2 separate regions of the Homo sapiens genome follow, and region 1 is linked to region 2. Evidence: chromatin loops called from intact Hi-C (ENCODE). Cell type or tissue: heart left ventricle. All regions are shown on one strand. Region 1 overlaps LDB2 (LIM domain binding 2). Region 2 holds the start of LDB2 (LIM domain binding 2).

What was found. A loop is a pair of places that touch in the nucleus more often than their neighbours do. Peaks named below come from ENCODE experiments on the same cell type or tissue, not always from the same donor. Only the 100,000 strongest peaks of a DNase experiment are listed, where the experiment ranks them.
Region 1: a loop joins it to region 2, with 2.8 times the contacts of the local background. A loop is called at or near these places in 4 of 110 quality-filtered maps.

Annotation. Positions count from the first base shown.
Region 1 is chr4:16,825,101-16,830,100 of GRCh38, forward strand. All of the region lies in intron 1 of LDB2 (LIM domain binding 2), which reads right to left. Among named protein-coding and RNA genes, the nearest start is that of LDB2, 71 kb to the right of the region's middle. In heart left ventricle, no CTCF peak of the experiment used is centred here; no DNase peak of the experiment used is centred here; H3K27ac peaks cover 2,661 bases.
Region 2 is chr4:16,896,225-16,901,224 of GRCh38, forward strand. LDB2 (LIM domain binding 2) reads right to left here and starts at 2,421. Exons shown (of 8, transcript NM_001290.5): 1 at 2,130-2,421. The coding sequence starts at 2,261. In heart left ventricle, no CTCF peak of the experiment used is centred here; a DNase peak (open chromatin) is centred at 2,397; H3K4me3 peaks cover 2,954 bases; H3K27ac peaks cover 3,169 bases.

The DNA.
Region 1 (5,000 bases), 71 kb before region 2:
AGAGACCCTGAATGATGAGTAGCTCACCTAGCAGATATAATGTGGGAAGGACACCACAGGCAAAAGGAAGCGACCTGTTTCATAGTATAATGAGACCTGTTAACAACTTGGAATAAACAGCTCCAATTATTCCTAATATGAATCCTCAGTGTGTCTAAATCTATAGGCCATTTACTGAGTGAAGAGATTAACCAGAAATAACAAATTATAGCCAAAATGGCAATTCTAAGACAGAAGCTAGGGTTTTCCAGGTTAATGACCCAGAGAATGAGGAATACTTGAAGACCCTAACCTTTCTGAGTGCATTGAATCCCCAAGGCAAGCAGGGTACCTTGAATATCTATTGGCCACATCCAGTCTGTAATTCATGTGGGTCTTTGCAAGGCCACATAATGCGGGTAAAGAAGAAAAGTGCTCCTTTTCTTCTAATTCTAGACTCTAATTCTATTCATATAGGGAGATGGAGGGAACCACAATCATTGCATGTAAGTGAGGCCACTCTTTTTTTTTTAAACTGAGCCCAGGTTTACAATGTTTCCAATAGCCAAACCAGTCAATAGGTGGGACTTCATGAAATGACATCATTTGGCCTCTCTAGTGAAACAGAAAAACATCCAGAGCACGGCCTGGGAATTCTGGGCAATGGGCTTCACTCTCTGCTTCATGAGGTTGTTACTGAACATAGGAATTAAATGATATATGAGATACAATACACAGGCAAATTCTTTCCCATAATGGTTAATAAACAGCAATTTTCATTTTCTCTAGGAAGCCTTAATACAATTAAAGCACCAAAATATAGTTTATTTATAAATCACCTATGAAACTAATTTTATATATATGTGCCTATGTATGTATAATACGTCATGTATATTCATTATATATTATCATTATATATTCTATTATTTATGTATAAATTAATATCACTAATATTGATTTAGTTTAGCCCTAATGTTATATATATCTATCTAATCTACTAATGGATTATAGACTAGATAGAGAAATATTAATCTATCTAATATGTAGATAGGAGATAAAGATGATAGATATAGATAGATACATAGATCCAGAGATAGATAGATTAGATAGATGAGATAGCTATAACACTGAGACTAAAACAATATTCGAATCATAATTGGACAGGTTGATTTTAAATCACATAATTGTCACAGAATGAAAGTCTTCAGAGAACTTCTAGTCCCAATAGTTCAGCATCTATAACCTTCCAAGTCATATTTATTTCAGTGTAAACAAAAGCAAAAGGACAAAAATGAAATTCAGTTGAAGAGATTCTGGCCATTTAAAACAAAAACATAAATATTACCTTACCTGGGGCTCATCTACATTTCCTATTTCCACCAATGTGTAAATCCTGAAATTTCTACCTCCAGAATATGAATATTCACCAGTAAATGAATGGATGGATTAAATTGTTATGCAAAAGACATTGTCTTTCTAGTGCATTGAAATTCTTTCTGCCTCACTCTGGTGAGCCAGGCTCCTCCCGCAAAAGGTTTTATAAGATAGACAGAGTTCTTCAACAAGCGTTTCCAACAACTGCTAAACCTTAGCTCTAATGTACACCGTGAAAAGGGAAAATCCTCTTTCTAAGCCCATTTATGATTTATTAGCTTATTCATTTGACTGCAAATGCTTGAGAAAATCTGCTCTTTTCAACAAGCTTAAACATTTGGGAAAGGGCAGAACAAAAAAAAAAGGAAAATAAAGGAGAAAAAGAATTGAAAAGGTATATTAAATGCAAATGGAAGGAGCTTAGTGAGGCATCAAGACTGACATTTGAACTGCAACAACTCGGCGGGTAATTTGAGATTGATTAAATACTAAACTAGGCTTGATTGGTGTAGAAGCTCAATCATAATCATGATTCAGAGACAGGAACGTAAAGGAAGATTCCCTCGTGAGAACCTGAAGTCTGAAGAAAGTGCAAACCAGTTGCACAGAAAATTCTTATTTGCTATTCATCATTACATCCTGCCACACTTAAAGGAGTGCTGGTAAAATACAAAAACAACCCCATCACCAAGAAACAAGAATCCAGATCACAAGTTGCGCTTCATGGATATCTCCTTGAAGGCACTACCCGTCTCTCTCATCAGCAGAGAAGGCAGCTCCACTCGGGGCAGCATTGCAGAGACAGCAGGAGGACAGTGTCAGAATAAGAGGCAATTCAGAAGGGCTGGATACAGGTTGAGATTTTAAAAAGGAGTGTAGAGCTATGCAAGATGAAAGAAATAAGTGCTAAGATGCATCTGAAAAGATGCTACTCTTTTTTTGCTCTTAAACGTATTCAGAATTTTCCTACCATACTTGGAAAAGCTAAAAAACCAAACCAAAACAAAACAGGATGAGAACAAGGATAACTGGTTAAGCAAAGACTACAATTCTGAGATGCTTGGCAATAGGCTTTGCAAGGCTTTCAATTTAGTTCATAAGATTTGCTAGGCAAATTAGTGTCAAAAAGGCCTTATTTTGGAAAAACAGAAATATACATACGTGTGTGTGTAATGTGGAATGTGAATAGATCAAGAAAATTCTCTTGTCTACACGCAGTTCAATATTCACATTTTGCCAGAACTGCAAGATCAACATGATCTTGCTTTTCTTATTTCAAAATTTTGCACATATGTCTATGCTTTGACAACTGGAGGGTTGAAAAGAAACAAGGAGGATCACAAAGATTCACGGAAAAGCCTCAGAGTGGCCAGTACCTGGGCCCTGGCCAGATGACACACTGGTTGGGCCAGACCTCCCGACCCTTTCAGGATTTCGTATCCTCTTATCTCCTAACGGCCATCAGGCAGAAAGGAGCAGCTGGTTTTCTCCTCTTTGACTCTTGGTTGTTGCCACTTTTGTACTTCCTGTCTCTTTCTGGAATCTTTCTCTCATTCCACCTCCCACTTCCACCAAACCATTTCCTTCCCTTCCAGTCCCAAAGCTGCATTTCCTCCCTTTCCCCAGGATGCTTCCATCTGCTCTCCTCGCTCTCCAATCCTCTCGTTCTAGAAGCTCCACCTCAGTTCTTACAGACGCTCTTTATGCCATCTGTTAGCAGGATGTAAGTGGCAAACCATCGTCTTAGGATAAAATAATACTCAAACTTCTAATCAAACTTTCAAGGCTCGCCTCCACCTGGTGCCCAGCCAGATTCATGTATCAATACATTCCTGCATTCCTTTACTCAAGTCAAGCGGATGGACTCTGTTTTTTCTCTGGCCCCTACACTTCTCTGCCTTTAGGATTTTGCTTACGCTGTTTCCCTAGTCTTAAATACATTTCCTTCCACCTCCTCCAGTGTGCTTTTCTGGATACCTCTAGTTAGGAGAGTTACCTCCTTTTAGCCCATAATCTGTAACCCCTCCTCTTGGATGTGTGATTGTGTGTCTGTGTTGGAGGTACACAGTCCATGAGCACAGTTTCATCAGTGCTAGATTACAAAATATTTAACAGCAGAATCCCCTGTAAGTTTTTGTTGTATCTCTCTCAGAGTTTGGACACCTATCATGTGATAGATATTGGGAGATAGTATAGTGATAAAGGAAAGAGCAAGCCTAGAAACTTCCATTTTAGAATTACAGCAAGACCACGTGCACTTAAAAAAATCCTATCTGAAATGATAGAGAAGTAACAGAAAAAGTGTGACTTAAGGAGCCAAAGGGAATGGAAGAGGTAAGATGAGTGAGATCATTCAATGAATTCTTGGAAGATGGTAATTGAATAGAGAAATACTCCTATCTTTATTAAAAGTGGAGACACCTGCAACACGGCACCCTGCAGCAAAGAATACCAAAGAAAAGTGAGCCAGTGTATACTACAGAACCCCCAAAAGGCTCAGAACTTGAATGCGTGGCTGAAGAAGATGGGTGAAGCACGGGATTGGTAATTGGGGTTCTGCTAAGAACACTTACATTCTCAGGTGAGAGCACTTACATGCCCTACCCACTCCCCTCCTCCCTCACTGGAACTCCTCATTGCTTCCTTACTCATGCTAAGCAGAGTGTTAGTAAGTTCTTCTCTGGAGAAATGAAAAGGATCCAGGAAAAAAGAACTCTAGGAACTGTCACAGGGGTGATTCCAGTGAACATGCTCACTGGCTACCCAGTCAATCGGTGGTGAGAACCACTAAGCAAAAGCTTCATCACACTCAGAGCTTGTAAGTAGCTGTTAGCACCATATGTTTAAGGGGACCACCAGGAATCCCCAGAATTAGGCAAAGTTCCCAATACAAAACAGAGAAACTGACACAAATAAACAGGGAGAAAATAACGAACAAAAGAAAGAGACAATGCAGAAAGCAGAAGAAAACTTTTATTTGAAAACACAATTTATTTTTTAAAACCGTGTGTCTATATGCTGCTTTGATAAAATATATATTAATATAAAAAGAGGGCACATTTTTAAGAGTATAATAGATCTGGGTTTGAAGCATGATTCCCCTGGTTAAATCCTGTGTGTGTTATATAAAAGTAATTGAATCTCCCTGACCTCAGATTTCACATCTATGAAATTACCGTAGTAATATACTAACTCATGGGGTTGTTTTCATAAGTAAAAGGAGGTGATGTCACTTAGTCTGTATGTTCTGTGCTAAATAAATGACTTAGGAATTTTTTATGACCAGTACTTCTCATCATTTTTTTGGAGTGGCAGATGCCTAGGAGAACTAGATGAAGGCTGTGTATCCTCTCACTCGAAAAACACACACAGGCCGGGTGCGGTGGCTCACGCCTGTAATCCCAGCACTTTGGGAGGCCAAGGCAAGCAGATCACGAGGTCAAGAGATTGAGACCATCCTGGCCGACATGGTGAAACCCTGTCTCTACTAAAAATGCAAAAATTAGCTGGGCGTGGTGCCGTGTGCCTGTAATCTCAGCTACTCGGGAGGCTGAGGCAGCAGAATCCCTTGAACCTGGGAGGTGGAGGTTGCAATGGGCTGAGATCGAGATCTCACCACTGCACTTCAGCCTGGTGACAGAGCAAGA
Region 2 (5,000 bases):
AGTCTTTTTCTACTCAGAGCTAAATCTTTAAAAGTAATACCCCATAATCCAAAAGTTAGGAATTCCTGAGTTTAGCTCTCACAAAAAATAATGTACCATCTTTGCAAAGCATACTGCGAAAGGAGGTCTTTTCAAATGTCTTGTCTCAAATGGGAAACAAACCTGGGACCATATTGAATCCTGCAGTTTTTTTTAATGAGGGCAAGAGTAGGGAAATCTTGCAGATAAGTCTCCTAGCTCAGACCTGGCCAAGTGCTCAGTAATGGGCAGGAGGGCAGGCAGATATCAGAGAAAGCTGCCTGTGTTCCTAACTGCAGGAGGATGGAGAAGAATCTCTGCAATTCCTCAAAAACTTTCTAAAATGTAAGGTGGACAGGTCATTTTTAAATATTGTTGCTGTTCAAGAATTGAGCCATAATGGTCCCTGGCCTCTTTTTTTATAACTAATCATACTTTTAAAAGACTATTTTTTCCAAATTTGTATTGCAATTAATGTGTGCCTGAACTATAAGACATTTTCTATCCTCCTAATTATGAAAGCAGCCTGTGTCAACCAATGGTTTATGCAGAGATTTAAGATTCCAACACACAGTTGCAAAGATCTGAAGGAAATATACAAACTGTTACACACACAAAGCAACATACACAAAACAGCAAGCACAAATATCAGTCACTGCCAACAGTTCACTATCCTAAGCAAAACATAGTTTGCACTTCTATAGAAGCTACTGGCTTCTAGAAAGAGCAAGAGTACCAGCAGTCATATTTAGCGTCTATGGTGTATTAACATATAAAGAAAACAGCAGTCATTAAAGACAACCCAGCTTTTAAAATACATATAAGTCCTTGTCCAGCAGTTAGCCAATCAGAAAGCAGGTCACATCTTGTTAGCTGTATTAAATACACGAAACGTCATGAATTCTCTATGGCTCTGTTGACAATTCAAGCCAACTGTGTTTTATCCCATAGCACAAACTTAATGGAGTCCCTTCCTAGAGTTAAAAGTCAATCTTCAATCTAAAATTCCACCAGAGCTATTCCCTAAAAGCTCTTTGGCATAAATCTTGTGGTATTTATACTCTGCAGAGAAGACTAAATTCCTAGCAATTTCCACTTCCTAAAGTGACTTTGGTGCACCTATAACAAACTCCTTTTCCGAACACTTCCACACAAAGCCCCAACTTACAGGCAGATGGACAATCCAGCAGCAAGACCTGCCAGCTGAGCTAGCACAGAGAAAAAGTCAACTGACATAAAATATTTAAATTGCAGGAGGCGAGTCTGGAGTTTTGCATTTAAAAAGTTCTGAAAGTCCTGTTCTCTCTGCTCCCAGAGTTGCTGGCTGCCTAGGAGGCTGAGTCTCCCTCTCTCAGGCACAAGATCTCAAATATGCAAAAACTAGAGCTGACTTGAAAGCTGAACCAGCTCCTGTCCTAAGGTAGAGTGATAGGGGGGCACGGCCGACAGCAATAGGAGAAAGTCTAGAGTCCCCTTGCCCCAAGCAACTGGTTTCTGATTTTAACACTGAAATATACAAACATGTGTCCCTCCAGGGCTAGTTCTGAGAAGTAGGCAGGTTTACTCTTCTGCCCCTTTTTACCTCGATTTTGGTGACTCTGAAAAGTAAATACAGGTCAAAGCAGACTTCCTCTAGGATTTGTAAAAAAGAAAATATATATATATATATATATATATATATATATATATATATATACACATATGTATATATATATATATATATATATATATACACATATGTATATATATATATAGCCAGATGCAAACAATCACAAAATTCCTTGGAATTATATCTCAAGAAACACCAACAGGACTGACTCAGAGCCTGTAAAACACCAGAGTTCTGGAAGAGCAACATTTCTGGAAACCCGGCATGTGAATCAAGTGCTGGGTTGTCTCAAGATTCCGGCAGAAACTGTCCTCTGCTACAAGAGTTGCTGTGCCTGGAAACCCAGCGTCCAAACTCGTGGATTCATCCTGGCGCTCATTTCCACGTACGTGGTAGTATCAAGTGGGACACTTCCCATAGAATTCAGCCAGAAACCCTAGGAAAAGCTCATGCATAGCTTAACAAAAATACACAAACACATCCCCAAGGTTGAAGTACTTACCTCTGTGCGAGACTGCAGTCTCTTGTTCATCTCATAGATTCGGTACTCTGGCTGTACCATGTATGGTGTATGCCTCCTATAAAATGGGCCGAAAGGAGAAGAATAGAAGGGGTCATGTGGTGTGCTGGACATCTTGCCTGCTTTTCGAAAATCAAGCTAAACAGAGTATCAGTAACGTCCATGCAGAGCACATGGGCTGTGTTCTTCCCAGTACAAAGTAGACGCACGCACACACGCTCACACACACACAGAGGCAGGCAGGCAGGCAGGCTGAACACGCTGGCTGGGAACTGCTGTCGGAGCCCTCTATAGCAGGAGAGGAGAGGGAGAGGAGAGGAGGGAGGGAAAGAGGGAGGGAGGGAGGGAGCACGGGAGAGGAGGGAGAGGGAGAGAGCAGGAGCTCCAGAGAGGGAGGGAGGTTGGTATGGAGGAAGGGAGGGAAGAAGGGAGGGAGGGAGGGAGGGAGGAGGGAGGGAGGGAGGGGGAGAGAGAGAGAGAGAGAGAGAGAGAGAGAGAGAGAGAGAGAGAGAGAGAGAGAGAGAGAGAGAGGAGCTGGATAGCTTTAGGCACCACTGCTTGTTTTTAAAGAAGCAGTTTGTGGAGAGGTCATTTCCTGTCCACATTGTAGACTAGTTCACAAATATAATTCTCCTCACAGTCTGACAAGAGGTCTAAGGTTTGGTTTTAATTTTTTTCCTCCAGCCAGGACCCTTCACAACCTGATTGCTAAGCTTGTTAGCATAGAGGTGGTCTAACCGCTACATGAGCCGCTCACCCCTGACAACCACACTGTTGTAATGTATCAGAAATGTTGATTACTACAAAATACAGAAACACGGGCACTGTGGTGCCCCGAATTGGGACCGGTGATTCACTCACATGCAGAGATTTATTTCAGCACTAATCTCCCTATGTAGTTTTGCTTTACTTGCTGTTGTTCCAAGGGCTGTTATATTCTTTGCCCTCCACTCCATCTCACTCCCATCTCTCCCCACTCACCCCTCTTCCCAGCCACCTCCCTCTTCTCCAAAGACTTCATTCAGGCCCTTAAGGTGCCTGGGCATTTTCAGGTAAAAACAGTCGTTCTGAATGTGGAAGGTATAAAATACACTTAAGGAGAGCAATGGTCTTTTTTCCCAGGAAGGAAAAACAAACAAACAAACAAACAAAAAACCCAAACAGACCTCCCAATAAGACAGGAAAAGCAAAGAAGGAGAAAACTGCCACAAAAATGACCACGGAAAATTTGGTTGAGAAGGAAATTGCAAATAATTGAATGGATCATCCCCAGATAACATGTCCAACTCTTATGGAGACAAAGTCTGTATTTTCCAAGATTGGTCAAGTAAACAAATATTTTCCCAACTGTGGTATATGATAACCATAAGAAATCCCAACAGCCCATGGAAGGGGAAAATCTCTATAGAGAATTAAACAATCTATAAAATAATCAAATTCTGCTAGAACCCACTATAACCAGAGATACGACACTTAAACAAAGCCCAGCCACACAAAATTTAAATGTATTGAGCTAACACCTAGGTAGGTCAGTGGTATTAAGGAAATAAAGCAAAGGACCACCAAAAAGCATAATGAATTCAAGACCTGAATGCAAATGCATGCAAATGAGACATTTCTTCTTTTTAATAAGCAGATTAATTAACTTTCTGCCCCAATCATGGCTTGGGTATCTCCAAGTCACTAGCCAACAGGGGATAGAGTATTGCTAATTCTGCAATTTACACTCTTAAAAATACTCAGACACAGAAAAGTGTATTGCTGTCTTGATCAGTCCTTCTTCATAATTGCATGAAATATTTGCTGAGTCCACCCCAAACTTCCAGCAGCGCAGCCTAACACACTAATGTCGCTTCCCAGGATGAGATTAGGGTAGGTATTACACTAAGGCTGCTTGGAACTTGCGCTAGGAGACCCCAAGGCAGGCGAGAATGCTTGGTTTCAGGTTTCATTACAAATCCGAAAGCTGGACCAAATTTGCTGCAAGGTTTGTCAAAACACACAACCTTCTAAAGACAGGATTTCAAACAATTTTGGCATGATTTACGTTTTGGTATGGCAGCCACTGCAAAACCTAATGGTTCCTTATGTTTAAACTCTCAAACTAAAGACATTCTGAAAGTTTAGTGTCTGCCTGAGTTTGTGTTAATGTGACCATTTCAGTGCAAGAATGAAAGTAACACCTAGGCAGGCCTGTGCAGGCCAATAGTAACAAAAAAAAATGAAACAGTTCAAAAATCCATTTAGGAAGGGAATCCCTCTCTGAATAAGGTTCTGGTTTGCTCTCATTTGTTTCTGCAGACCATTGCCAATTATAATTGGAAATATTTCTTGCCATTAATAGTGAAAGACTCTCATTTCAGAACTATCTGAAACTTGATAATGCTGATCCATATCCCTGATTCTCATCCCCGTTATTTCAGGAGTCTCCGAACTGGTCCCCCTGCCCACAGATTCACAGTCCTCTTCTAACTTGTGGTCTGTCCTTATTCAAATGAGAATGTGGATTTCAGATAAGTGAAAGCGATCATGTCCCATGTTTTCCCCCTCAGTGTTTCCCTGCTGCCAGAAGGAAAACGTGCAAGTTCCTTAGGAACATGGCATACAGGGCTCGGTAAGACCCGCACTTCTGTGCTGTCTCTTTCTCCCTCTGTCACATACACACACACACTCACACACACTCATTCATTTACTCATTTGTGTGTTCATTCATTTATTTATTTGCTATACTTGATCTTCCTAAACTTGCAATCTTTCTTATGCATGGCCACATTTGTACTTCTGGCCCTAGTTTACCTACAAACTGCTACTTATCCTTCTATTAAATTAAATTGTCTCCTCCATAAATCTTTT